Linked DNA regions of Homo sapiens: region 1 is linked to region 2. The links are chromatin loops, found by intact Hi-C in ENCODE. Cell type or tissue: MCF 10A. All regions are shown on one strand. Each heading gives the region's core, and the rest is flanking DNA. Links, peaks and the distances in the headings are about the cores only. Region 1 has its middle 4.6 kb from the start of RASD2. Region 2 holds the start of LOC107985590 (a long non-coding RNA gene).

Region 1 (5,374 bases), core at 93-5,092, 53 kb before region 2:
TGGTGGTGATGGTGATGATGATGATGGTGGTGATGGTGGTAAGGGTGGTGATGATAATGGTGATAATGATGATGATGGTGATGATGGGAATGATGGTGATGATGGTGATGATGACAGTGATGATGATGATGGTGATGATGGGGATGATGATGACAGTGATGATGGTGATGATGGTGATGGTGATGATGATGATAGTGATGATGGGGAAGATGATGACAGTGATGGTGGTGATGATGACGATAGCGATGATGGGGATGATGACAGTGATGATTGTGATGATGGTGATGATGATGATGGTGATGATGGGGATGATGATCACAGTGATGATGGTGATGGTGATGATGATGATGGTGATGACGGGGATGATGATGAGAGTGATGATGGTGATGATGGTGATGATGATGGTGATGATGACGGTGATGATTATGGTGATGAAGGCAATGGTGATGATGAGGATGATGGTGATAGTGATGGTAATGATGGTGATGATGACATTAGAAAGAGGGATGCAGTCCAAGCCTTAAGAAGACAACAGGGCATCATAAAAAAAGATCAAAGGATAGTTGTTCAAACACCCAGATATCTTTAAGTCCAGGCTCTGCCTCTAACTAGTCAAGTGACTTTGGGCAAGTTGTGGAATATCTCTGAGTGTCAGTTCTGCCACCTGTAAAACCGAAACAAGAACCCTGCCCTGCATGCTTCACAGGTAGCCTCCATGGGGATCACAAGCATTTTCATACACACAGGCAGCTGTGGTTACTGCTGCTGTATCCGAGAGCAGATCCTAGCCCAGGCAGCTGTTGCTATCAGTCAGACTTAGTTCAAGCTCTGTTATTTCCTTGCTCAGGTGTTGTCAGCCTCAGTTTTCTCATCTACAAATGACTCTAATAATGCTTCTCCACGTAGGGTTGTGGTCTGGCTAAAATGGGTCCATGTAATTACAGGGATCCACCCAGTGCCTGCAAAGAGTGGGGGCTCCATAAATGGTCTTCATTGTGATTGCAAGCCTCTGGTCCACTCCAGCTCTTTCTCTCCTGGCTGCCCACTCAGCTTGGCCCAACCTGGTTGATCACAGTCATCATAGTTCCCTGCAAAAATATTCTGTGGTGCATTCTCAAGGACTAGATGAGGTCACAAAGGGCTGCCCTGTATGGTTGTGTAGGTTGCTTACTGTGCAAGGGCACTCAGCTGAGGAAATAGCTTGTGCCTTTCCTTTCAAAACTGAGAGCTTTCCCTCAAAGCTGAGAGCTTTAAAGACGGCTGCCTCTGCCTGGGAAAGGAACCTTTCTTTTATTTGCATAAAAACAACACATGGGCTGGAAGGCACCTGAATCACCCGTGGTGGGATTAAACCAGCTTGGAAATGTAGACTCGGATGGGTCTCAGAGAGCACCCAACATTCTTGTTGGACAGAGGAAGAAACTGACCACTATTTATTCATTCATCCAACTTTTACTGCCCACTGATTGACAAGTACCACCTCTCCTCTCAAGAGGGCGAGGACCCCATGACAGATTATTACATGCTTTTCAAACCTATTTGGATATTGATTCTGGACATCAAGAGTTTATATAGGAAGCTCTGGCCAGATGCAGTGGCTCACACCTGTAATTTCAACACATTGGGAGGCAGAGGCAGGAAGCTCGCTTGAGCCCAGGAGTTTGAGACCAGCCTGGGCAACATAGCAAGACCCTGTCTCTACAAAAAATTTAAAAATTAGCCGGGTGTGATGGTGCATGCCTGTAATCCTAGGTATTTAGGAGCCTGAGGTGGGAGGATCGCTTGAGCCCAGCAGGTTGAGGCTGTAGTGAGCCATGATCACAACACTGCACTCCAGTGTGAACTACAGAGCAAGACCCTGTCTCCAAAAAAAAAAGAAAAAAAAAAGAGTTTACATAGCAAGTTCAGAGAGTAAAAGATGATGCATTATCCAAATCTATTGGAACCCCAAGTTTCAGATATGAGTAGCAAGAGTTCAGACAGTGAGGGTTGAATCCAAAAGCAAAAGATTTCTGTAAGGCAGCTCCATGGAGCACAGAAGAGAGAGCAACCAAGACTTCCCAGAGGCAGTGATGCTTGATTCCAGAAGGAAAGCTAGGAGCCTGCTGGCAATCCAGAGATGAGCAGCCCCTCAGGCACAGGCTCCAGCATGTGCAAAGACCTAGGGTACAGAGAGCCTGGCAAGCTCAGGGAACTACAAGTCAGTGTCTTTGGCTGGAGCATAAAGGAGGGGAGGAAGAATGCCGGGCAATGAGGGTCAGAGACGTTAAGTGGCCCATTCAAGGGTCACACAGCAAACTTCTGTTTAGTTGGGATTAGAACCCAGGCTCCTGACTGAATTGGGGCTTGCTTGGATCATCGGGCTCAGTGGGTGGGGGGAGGGGCAGCAAGAGGCAGAAATGGTCAGATGCACCGGGGGCAGGGTGTGGCTGGTTCAGCTGTGCTCCTGTTGATCTTTGGCCTGGTGGGGCACCCCTCCTCCCATGTCATTGCCAGTCTGCCTTCAGGGATGTTTGGTGAGGCCTTGAATGCCAGATGAGGTGCCAGCCTGTTCCGGCTATCTGCCCTCTGTACTGACTGGCACCTGACCCAGTGCCCCAGTCCAGCTGAGCTTATGCAGCTGGTGACCCATTGACCTCTGATGAAGTTCAAGGCTGGCACAGATGCCCAGGCCTGCCAAGGCAAGAGACTCAGTTAGAGGCTGTGTAGTCTGGGATGGTGCATTCAGCAGGAAAGAATGAGCCTGTCATGAGCATGTGTTGAACTTGGTCAAGCCACAAACCGTCTCTTTTTTTTTTTTTTTTTGAGACAGAGTCTCACTCTGTCGCCCAGGCTAGAGGGCAGTGGCGCAATCTTGGCTCACTGCAAGCTCCGCCTCCAGGGTTCATGCCATTCTGCTGCCTCAGCCTCCCGAGTAGCTGGGACTACAGGCGCCTGCCATTATGCCCAGCTAATTTTTTCTATTTTTAGTAGAGACAGGGTTTCACCCCGTTAGCCAGGGTGGTCTCGATCTCATGACCTTGCGATCTGCCTGCCTCGGCCTCCCAAAGTGCTGGGATTACAGGCGTGAGCCACCATGCCCAGCCCCATCTCTTTGTCTACAAAACAGGAAGGCTGGGCCACATGACCTCTATGGTATCGCCAACTTCAATCTTCTGGCCAGTGCTTCTCAAACTTTGGCTTGCATCAGAATCACCAGGAGGGCTGGTTAAAACCAGGTGGCCTGGCCTCACTCCCAAAGCTTCAGGTTCACCGGCTTAGAGTGAGGCCTGAGATTCTGCATTTCCAAGTCCCAGATGATGCTGATGCTGCTGGTCCAGGGACCACACTTTGAGAATTACTGCTCTAGCAACCCTGGGTGCACATTAGAATTACTTAGGGGAGCTTTAAACCGTATGGTGATGAAACCCAACTCCAGAGCAATTAAATCAGCATCTCTGAGTGGGGAGCCTGGGTTTTGGTATCTTTTAAAAGCTCCCCTAGGTGATTCTAATGCGCCGCCAGCATTAGGAACTGCTGTTCTAGAAAAGCAGCCTGACGTGTGCTTTTTTTCCTATTGGAATAATTTCTCTTGGACCCCAGCTCAGCCTCTCATTAGCTGCCTGGTTTTGAACAGTCTCCCTGAACCTCAGTTTCCCCTTCTGTAAGTGGGGCTGTTAGGAGGACTAAGTGAAACTCTGCTTCACTGTGTCTGTCCACCCTTCCCTGTGTCCAAGGAGAGCTTGTACGTTTCTTCTGCTCTGAGACTGTTTGGCTGAACACAATTCAATAAGCATTTATTAAAAACTTATAATGTGTGAGATGCTGCCCTTAATGATGTGAGAATAAAAGGATGAATCAGGCTCGGTCCCCACTCAAAAGAGCTCACATGCTAATGGGGGTGACGAGGCATGTGTCCAAAATATGAAGCAGGAAGTAACACCGGCTACGGAGGAAGTAATCATGGTGAAGGCCATTATGTGTGAAGCACTTCGCAGTTTATTTTAATCCTCCCAACAACTCCACGAGGCAGCTACTATTGTAACACCCACTTTTACAGGCCAAGAAACTGAGGCTTAAAGAGAGGACCAGTTACCCACAGCACAAGAGCCAGGCTTTGGTGCTGTGGGAGCCCAGAGGAGGAGATTCACACCATTAGAAAGGCTGGGAGTAAGTTTTGTGGGGAGAAGTGTGGACACAGTGCTTTGAAGAATGTGTAGGAGTTTGATGGGTAAATACAGAGAAAAGGGTATCCCTGATAAGAAACCAGCATACACAAGCTCAGAGGAGGGATAGCTTCTCTTCTTTAGAGACCCGGAAGTGATTTGATTTTGCTGGAATGGAGGTTGAGTGCAGGGCATGGTGGGAATCACGTCCTGGTTGGAGGCCTTGTTCGCTAGGATAAGGAATTTAGATTTTTAGACTTTATATCTTTTTTTTTTTTTTGAGACAGAGTCTTGCTCCGTCGCCCAGGCTAGAGCACAGTGACACGATCTCGGCTCACTGCAACCTCTGCCTCCTGGATACAAGCAATTCTCATGTCCCAGCCTCCCGAGTAGCTGGAATTATAGGCGCACACCACCACGCCTGGGTAGTTTTTATATTTTTAGTATAAAATTATTATATTTTATATTTTTAGTAGTAGGGTTTTGCTATGTTGGCCAGGCTGGTCTCAAACTATTGGCCTCAAGTGATCCTCCCATCTTGGCCTCCCAAAGTGCTGGGATTATAGGCGTGAGCCACCACACCCAGCCCAAGATTTTATATCTTAAGCAATGGGGAGCCCTTGAAAACTCTTGAGCAGGAGGTGGCAGTTTTAGAACAGGGCTAAAATGGTCACAGGTTATATGGGAGAGAGAGGGTGACAGGGAGCCCAGGGACGAAGGGGGCAGCTATGACAAAGGGTCTGATGAGGGATGATAAAGCAAGTGGGTGGGGAGGGGGGAAGGGGAAAATAGGCACATGTGAGAAGTGTGCTGTTGCTACACAAAGCTTCCTTGGGCATCAGTTGATCCCTTATGTGTATTTGCTTATTGACTGAGCCCTACCATACCAGGAGTGGGGGAGGGCAGGAGCAGAAGACAGAGGCTGGGGCAAGTGGACCTCCCAGGGTTCTCACTCCACATGCAGCTCCCCTCGCGACTGGGATATGGTCAGTGGGACATGACCCATTCTGTTGAACAACTCTGCAGAAGCAGGGAGCAATTGGTTCTTGGGCCGTCTGCTACATTTCCGTGATGGAGGTGGCAGAGCTGGCCCAGCGACCTGAGTCTTCCTGACCCCAGCCTTCCAGGTGAAGCGTGCCACCCTGCTCACCTCCCACTGCCAAGTTCACTGCCAGCTCAAGGCTCACAGCCTGTGTGTGTCATGCCCAGCACAAACCCTCCCGGGCTGA
Region 2 (5,374 bases), core at 80-5,079:
TGCAACACCCTCTTTCACTGCCTGGCCCCTGGTGGGCTCGTTTCACCCTCGGGCCTCAATCCCAAAGCCCCCTCCTTGGAGAAGCCTTTTCTATAACACCCTGTTATACAGCATCATGCCACTCTGTCTGTTTGCTTTGTAGAATATGTCTCAAGGTATTTCTTTGAGTTTGCTGTCTGTTGTTCTTTTGTACTCAACGTGCACGCACACACACAGCCACAAACACACATAGTCGTACTTGACTGTGAGAGCAATCACCGTGATTTCGCTTACTGCTGCATCCCTAAAGCAAAACAGAGTTTAGCCAGCCTCCCAGAGGGTCCCCAGAGATCCTGGCTTCTTGGTATGCACACCTTTGTGGAGTCCGCTTCCACGCTGAGCAGAGGACCTGTGCTACTGAGAGGACACTGTGTAAATGCCAAAGTGAGACCTCTGAGGCTGGGTCATGAAAGATATTGCACTTCCTCCTTGGCTCTCTTGGACCACTTGCTCTGGGAGAATACAGCTGCCATGTTGGGAAGACACTCAAGCAGCATTGTGGAGAGATCCACATGGTGAGGGACTGAGGCCTCTGGCCCACAGCCAGCATGACCTGGCCAGCCTTGTGAGGGAGCCACCTTGGAAGTGGATCCTCTCTCCTGTCCAGCCTTAGATGACTGCAGCCCTGACCAACATCCTGCCCACAACTTCATGAGGGATCCTGAGCCAGAACCACCCAGCCAAGCCAGTCCCAAATTCCTGATCCTCACACCTTGTGTGCAAGAAGAAATGCTGATTGTTTTAAGCCACTACGTTTTGGAGTACCTTGTTATGGAGCAAAATTGAATCCAACACTTTCTAAGTAGTTGTTGTATAAAGAGGTGGAGAGATGGATGCTGAATGAGAATAACAATGATTCTCACTCCCTGAGCCCTCTCTGTGTGCTAGGCATAGTGCTAAGTACTTTACATGTGAAACCGTCACACAGCCTTATGAGAAGGCTGCTACCCTCTACCCATTTTATAGATGGAGAAATAGGAACAGTGAGGTTAAATTACTCACCCAACATCCCACCAGCAGTCCTGGGGCTTTGCACCCTGGCAGATTGGGACCAGAGGCTTCACTGCCACATGGCACTGTCTGGGTGTCTCTTGACTCTTCCCAGACCCCCTCTCAGGCTCACTGGGGGCCTGGAAGAGCTCACTGTCACAGTCCGCGTGGCATGCATGCCCTGCAGAGCTAGGAATGCATGGCTCATGGCCTGGTGCCAGTGCCTCTTGTCCCACTGCTGGGAACACTGCCCTGTCACCTACCGGTAGAAGCCAGTTGGACAGAGCAGAAGGAAGAGGATGGCTTCTGTCCAGCCACACCCCATGGGACCAAGTGGCTGTAGGGGCAGGAGTGGGGGTCAGAGAGCTCAGATTCCAGCCGGCTCGTCATGCTGGTCTCCTTAGCAAACCTCCTAAGGTTACACACCCCAGGGTTCTGGCTGGACTCAGAGCCTTCGTCCTCTGGATCTGAAATGATATGGTTGGGACAGAGCTGGAAGTAACAACGGAAAACCCTGAGCCCTTCTTGTCCTCTGAGCAACGGAGGCTAAAAGGATGTTGGGGCCCAGGGAGCATGTAGCACTCAGGCCCACACCATCGTGAGAAGATAGTTGGGCTGGCACAGAGCTGGATGCCTTCTGAGAGGGTACAAGGGGCCTGGGCACAGGATGCCTGGGTCCAGGTCTGGTCTCTATCCGTCACAGTCACTGTGTGACTTCAGGCAAGTTCCTTAACCTCTCTGTGCCTCTAAACAATTCATCTGAACACATGCAGGTGGCAATAGCACCTATTCCCTGAGAATGAATGAGCCTGGTATGAGACAAACACTCATGTGTGCCGGGATGTTTGGTTTTCATAGCACTAACCTTTCCAACAACCTTGCAAGGCAGGTACCATTACTGCCATCTGCCCATGAAGAAACCGAGGTTTGGTTAGGTTAAGTCACTCTCACGGGCCACACACAGCCAGTCTGAGGTGAAGACAGTCAGGATTCAAACCCAAACGAGGTCCTTACCTCTGTGCCACCCTGCTCCTGTTCATTTTTGAGCCTCAGTGCCAGCCACTATGTGTGATCCCTGTTAGACACAATCACTGCTGTCTAGCAAACAGACAGAGTGGGTTGCTTGGGGAAGCAGGGAGCTCCCCATCCCTCCAGAGGTATGCAAGCATAGCCTGGGTGCGGTGGAGGCCTTAAGCATTGGGTCTGGTGTTGAATCCAGTGCCATTTAAGGCCCCTGCTACCCCTAGATTCTGGGGTTCTTCACTATCCTCCCCCAAAGACAGAGAGGGCTTAGCAGGGGAAACTGAAGCCCAGAGCCAGGATATGCCCAAGGTTACTTCATCAAGACGCTGTTGAACCCACCCTCCATCACGCCAGGAGAAAGGCGGGCCCCTTCCTCCAAGGGCCAGGAGAAGGAATAGGGGTAAAAAAAGAAGCCACAGGACCATGGGCAAGGTGAGGGTGAATCCTGAAGACAAAGGTGGCCACTCGGTGGGTGTTCAGAGCCAGGGAGCAGGTGAAGGTTGTCAGAAACAAGGTGAGTGTCAGACACCTTGGACTTCTTTTGGTTCAGTCCCCTCATTTGACAGATGAACAAATCAAGGCCATGGGGGGCCGATCCTCCTGTCCCAGATCCGTAATGCCATGTAGGGCACAGGCTGCTGCGGAAATAAGAGGAAAGGATGTGAAGGAGGTGGGCTGGACTTCACAAAGCCTGCCACTCTGGCACAAAGTGGATGGGATACGGGGTCTCTGGCCCACACTCTGCCCCTGCCCATGCCTCCCTCCTAGCAGATGATGAGCTATTTTCCAAGCATGTAGGATGCACTAAACCCTTCTTGAGGTGTCCTCATAAATTTGAGCCTAACAGCCGCCTGTGAGATAAGGACTGGGAATTTCATCATCTACATTTCTTCAGAAGAGGAAACTGCTGCCAGAGAGGTGAAATCACTTGCCCGAGGCCACAGAGCCAGCCAGGAAGGAGTGAAGCTTAGCAGTGGCCCCTGAGACCTCAGTCACCCTGGACTGGCGTTCCCCTTCCTGGGAGTAAGGGATGAGCACACTGGGTGAGAAAATCTCAGCCTCCGCCCTCTGGAAAATGACTCAGTTCTGGCCCCTGGTCAGGACATGGGGTAGGTGGCCAGACAGCCACAAGGTTGGGCTGTAAGCCTCTAGCGCCCAGGCAGCCCCGCTGCCACCCAGAGCAAGTCACACTCATACGCTCTCCTCAGTTAAAGTGCACAGGCTGAGTGCGGTGACTCAAGCCTGTAAACTCAGCACTGTGGGAGGCCAAGGCAGGAGGATCGCTTGAGGCCAGGAGTTCAGGACCAGCCCAGGCAACATAGTGAGACCCACCCCATCTCTACTAAAAATAAACAAATTTAGCCAGGCGTGGTGGCATGCACCTCTAGTCCCAGCTACTCGGAAGGCTGAGGTAGGAGGATTGCTTGAACTTGGGAGCCTGAGATTGCAACACTGCACTCCAGCCTGGGCAACAGAGTGAGATCTTGTCTCAAAAACAAACAAACAAAAACAAAGTGCACAGTTCAGTGAGTCTTAGCATATCCACAGGTGTGCAACCAGCACCACATCCACTTTAGAACATTTTCACCACCCCCCGAAAGAAACCCAGAAGCACTTAGCCCCCGTCGCCACAACCCGCCTCACCTCTAGCCCTGGACAGCCACATATCTACTTTCCGTATCTATCAATTTGCCTCTTCTGGGTGTTTCATATAAATGGAATCACACGATATATGGCCTTTTTGCAGGCACCGCTTTTTGAAGTCTTACAATAACATTTTGCAATAAAAACAGTGTTCTCTCAATTTTATTTTATTTTATTTATTTATTTTTGAGACAGAGTCTTCTCTGTTACCCAGGCTGGAGTCCAATGGTGCGATCTCGGCTCACTGCAACCTCCGTCTCCCGGGCTCAAGCAATTCTCCTGCCTCAGCATTCTGAGTAGCTGGGATTACAGGTGCCCGCCACCACGCCCAGCTAATTTGTGTATTTTTAGTAGAGACAGGATTTCGCCATGATGGCCAGGCTGGTCTTGAACTCCTGACCCCAGGTGATCCACCTGCCTCGGCCTCCCAAAGTGCTGGGATTACAGGCATGAGCCAGCATGCGTGGCCTGTTCTCTCAACTTTATAGATGAGGAAACTGAGGCTCAGAGTGGTTCAGAGCTTGCCCAAGGTCACCCGGCTCAGAAATGGTGGGTGGGATCTGGAATACGTCTGTCTGACTCCAGAGAACCTCAGCCACCCTTCTTAGGGCCAGAATCCAGAGTGGCCAGACAGCTTCAGGGGCCTAGGTTCAGGGATCTAGGACTGGAAGAAAGGCTGGGAGGGTCGGGGAGTTTGTGAGTCCTGAGGGCCAGGGCTGGAGGGTGAAGGGCCTGGGGAGGGGCACTGGTCCGGCCTCTAGACCCTCGAGTTACAGGGAGAAAAGGAAATATATAAGGCAGCCACTGGGGAAGGGGTGGGGTGGCTAAATGTACCTTCGGGAACTCCTGAGGGCCACCCCTTCTCTGGCACTGATTGGCGCAGTCACAGGTTCCTGATAATTACCCCCTCTCCTGCCTTACTTCCCCCATGGAAACGGTCCCCTCTGCCCACACTCCCAGCCCCCAGCAGCCGCCAGCCTTCCTACGATGACTCAGCCTGAGCCACTGTCCCCTCTGCCACCTCCACCCTCCCCCGACACCTGTCCCTTTCTAGCTGAAGCTGACCCCCAGGACGTGATTATCACCAGCACCCGGGTGGCTGTGCCAGGACTGGCCTGGCCAGCACCTGTTGGGGCTGGGAGACAGCTCTCCCCAGCCTGCCCCCTGGGTCAGCCTACTTGGGGGCCCTCACGCCCTTAGGGGGCTCTACCCACCCCATTCCTGGCAAGTCCCCTTAGGATAAACACAAACATTTCAGGCCCTCTTGAAATACTCTTTGTATTTGTATTATTTTATTTTATTTTATTTTGTGACAGGATCTCACTCTGTCACCAGGCTGGAGTGCAGTGGTGCGATTATGGCTCACTGCAGCCTCAACTTCCCAGGCTCAGGTGATCTTCCTGCCTTGGCCTCTCAAGTAGCTGGGACTAAAATATTATTTATTTTTGTTTAGAGGCAGGGTCTCGCTATGTTGCTCAGGAGTGGTCTCAAACTCCGGACTTCAAAGGATCCTCCTACCTCGGCCTCCCAAAGTGCCACAGTCATGAGCCACCTCCTGGAACTTTGTGTTGTTAAAACGATTACCATACCTCAACAGAAAGAAAGAAAATTTTGGAACATGCTCTTTCAGGCTGCTGTCTGCTTTGTACTCCCATGTTGACCCATCCCACCAAACCGC

What was found. Peaks named below come from ENCODE experiments on the same cell type or tissue, not always from the same donor. Only the 100,000 strongest peaks of a DNase experiment are listed, where the experiment ranks them.
Region 1: it touches region 2 in a loop (12-fold over the local background); 7 of 110 quality-filtered maps call a loop at or near these places.

Annotation. Positions count from the first base shown.
Region 1 is chr22:35,533,539-35,538,912 of GRCh38, forward strand. It overlaps a transcript of RASD2 not described here. Among named protein-coding and RNA genes, the nearest start is that of RASD2, 4.6 kb to the right of the region's middle. In MCF 10A, for the core only: no CTCF peak of the experiment used is centred there; a DNase peak (open chromatin) is centred at 2,723.
Region 2 is chr22:35,586,379-35,591,752 of GRCh38, forward strand. It overlaps LOC107985590 (a long non-coding RNA gene), which reads right to left and starts at 2,398. Exons shown (of 5, transcript XR_007068163.1): 1 at 2,392-2,398; 2 at 1,350-1,496; 3 at 1,042-1,288. RefSeq lists an enhancer at 2,847-3,822. In MCF 10A, for the core only: no CTCF peak of the experiment used is centred there; a DNase peak (open chromatin) is centred at 3,053.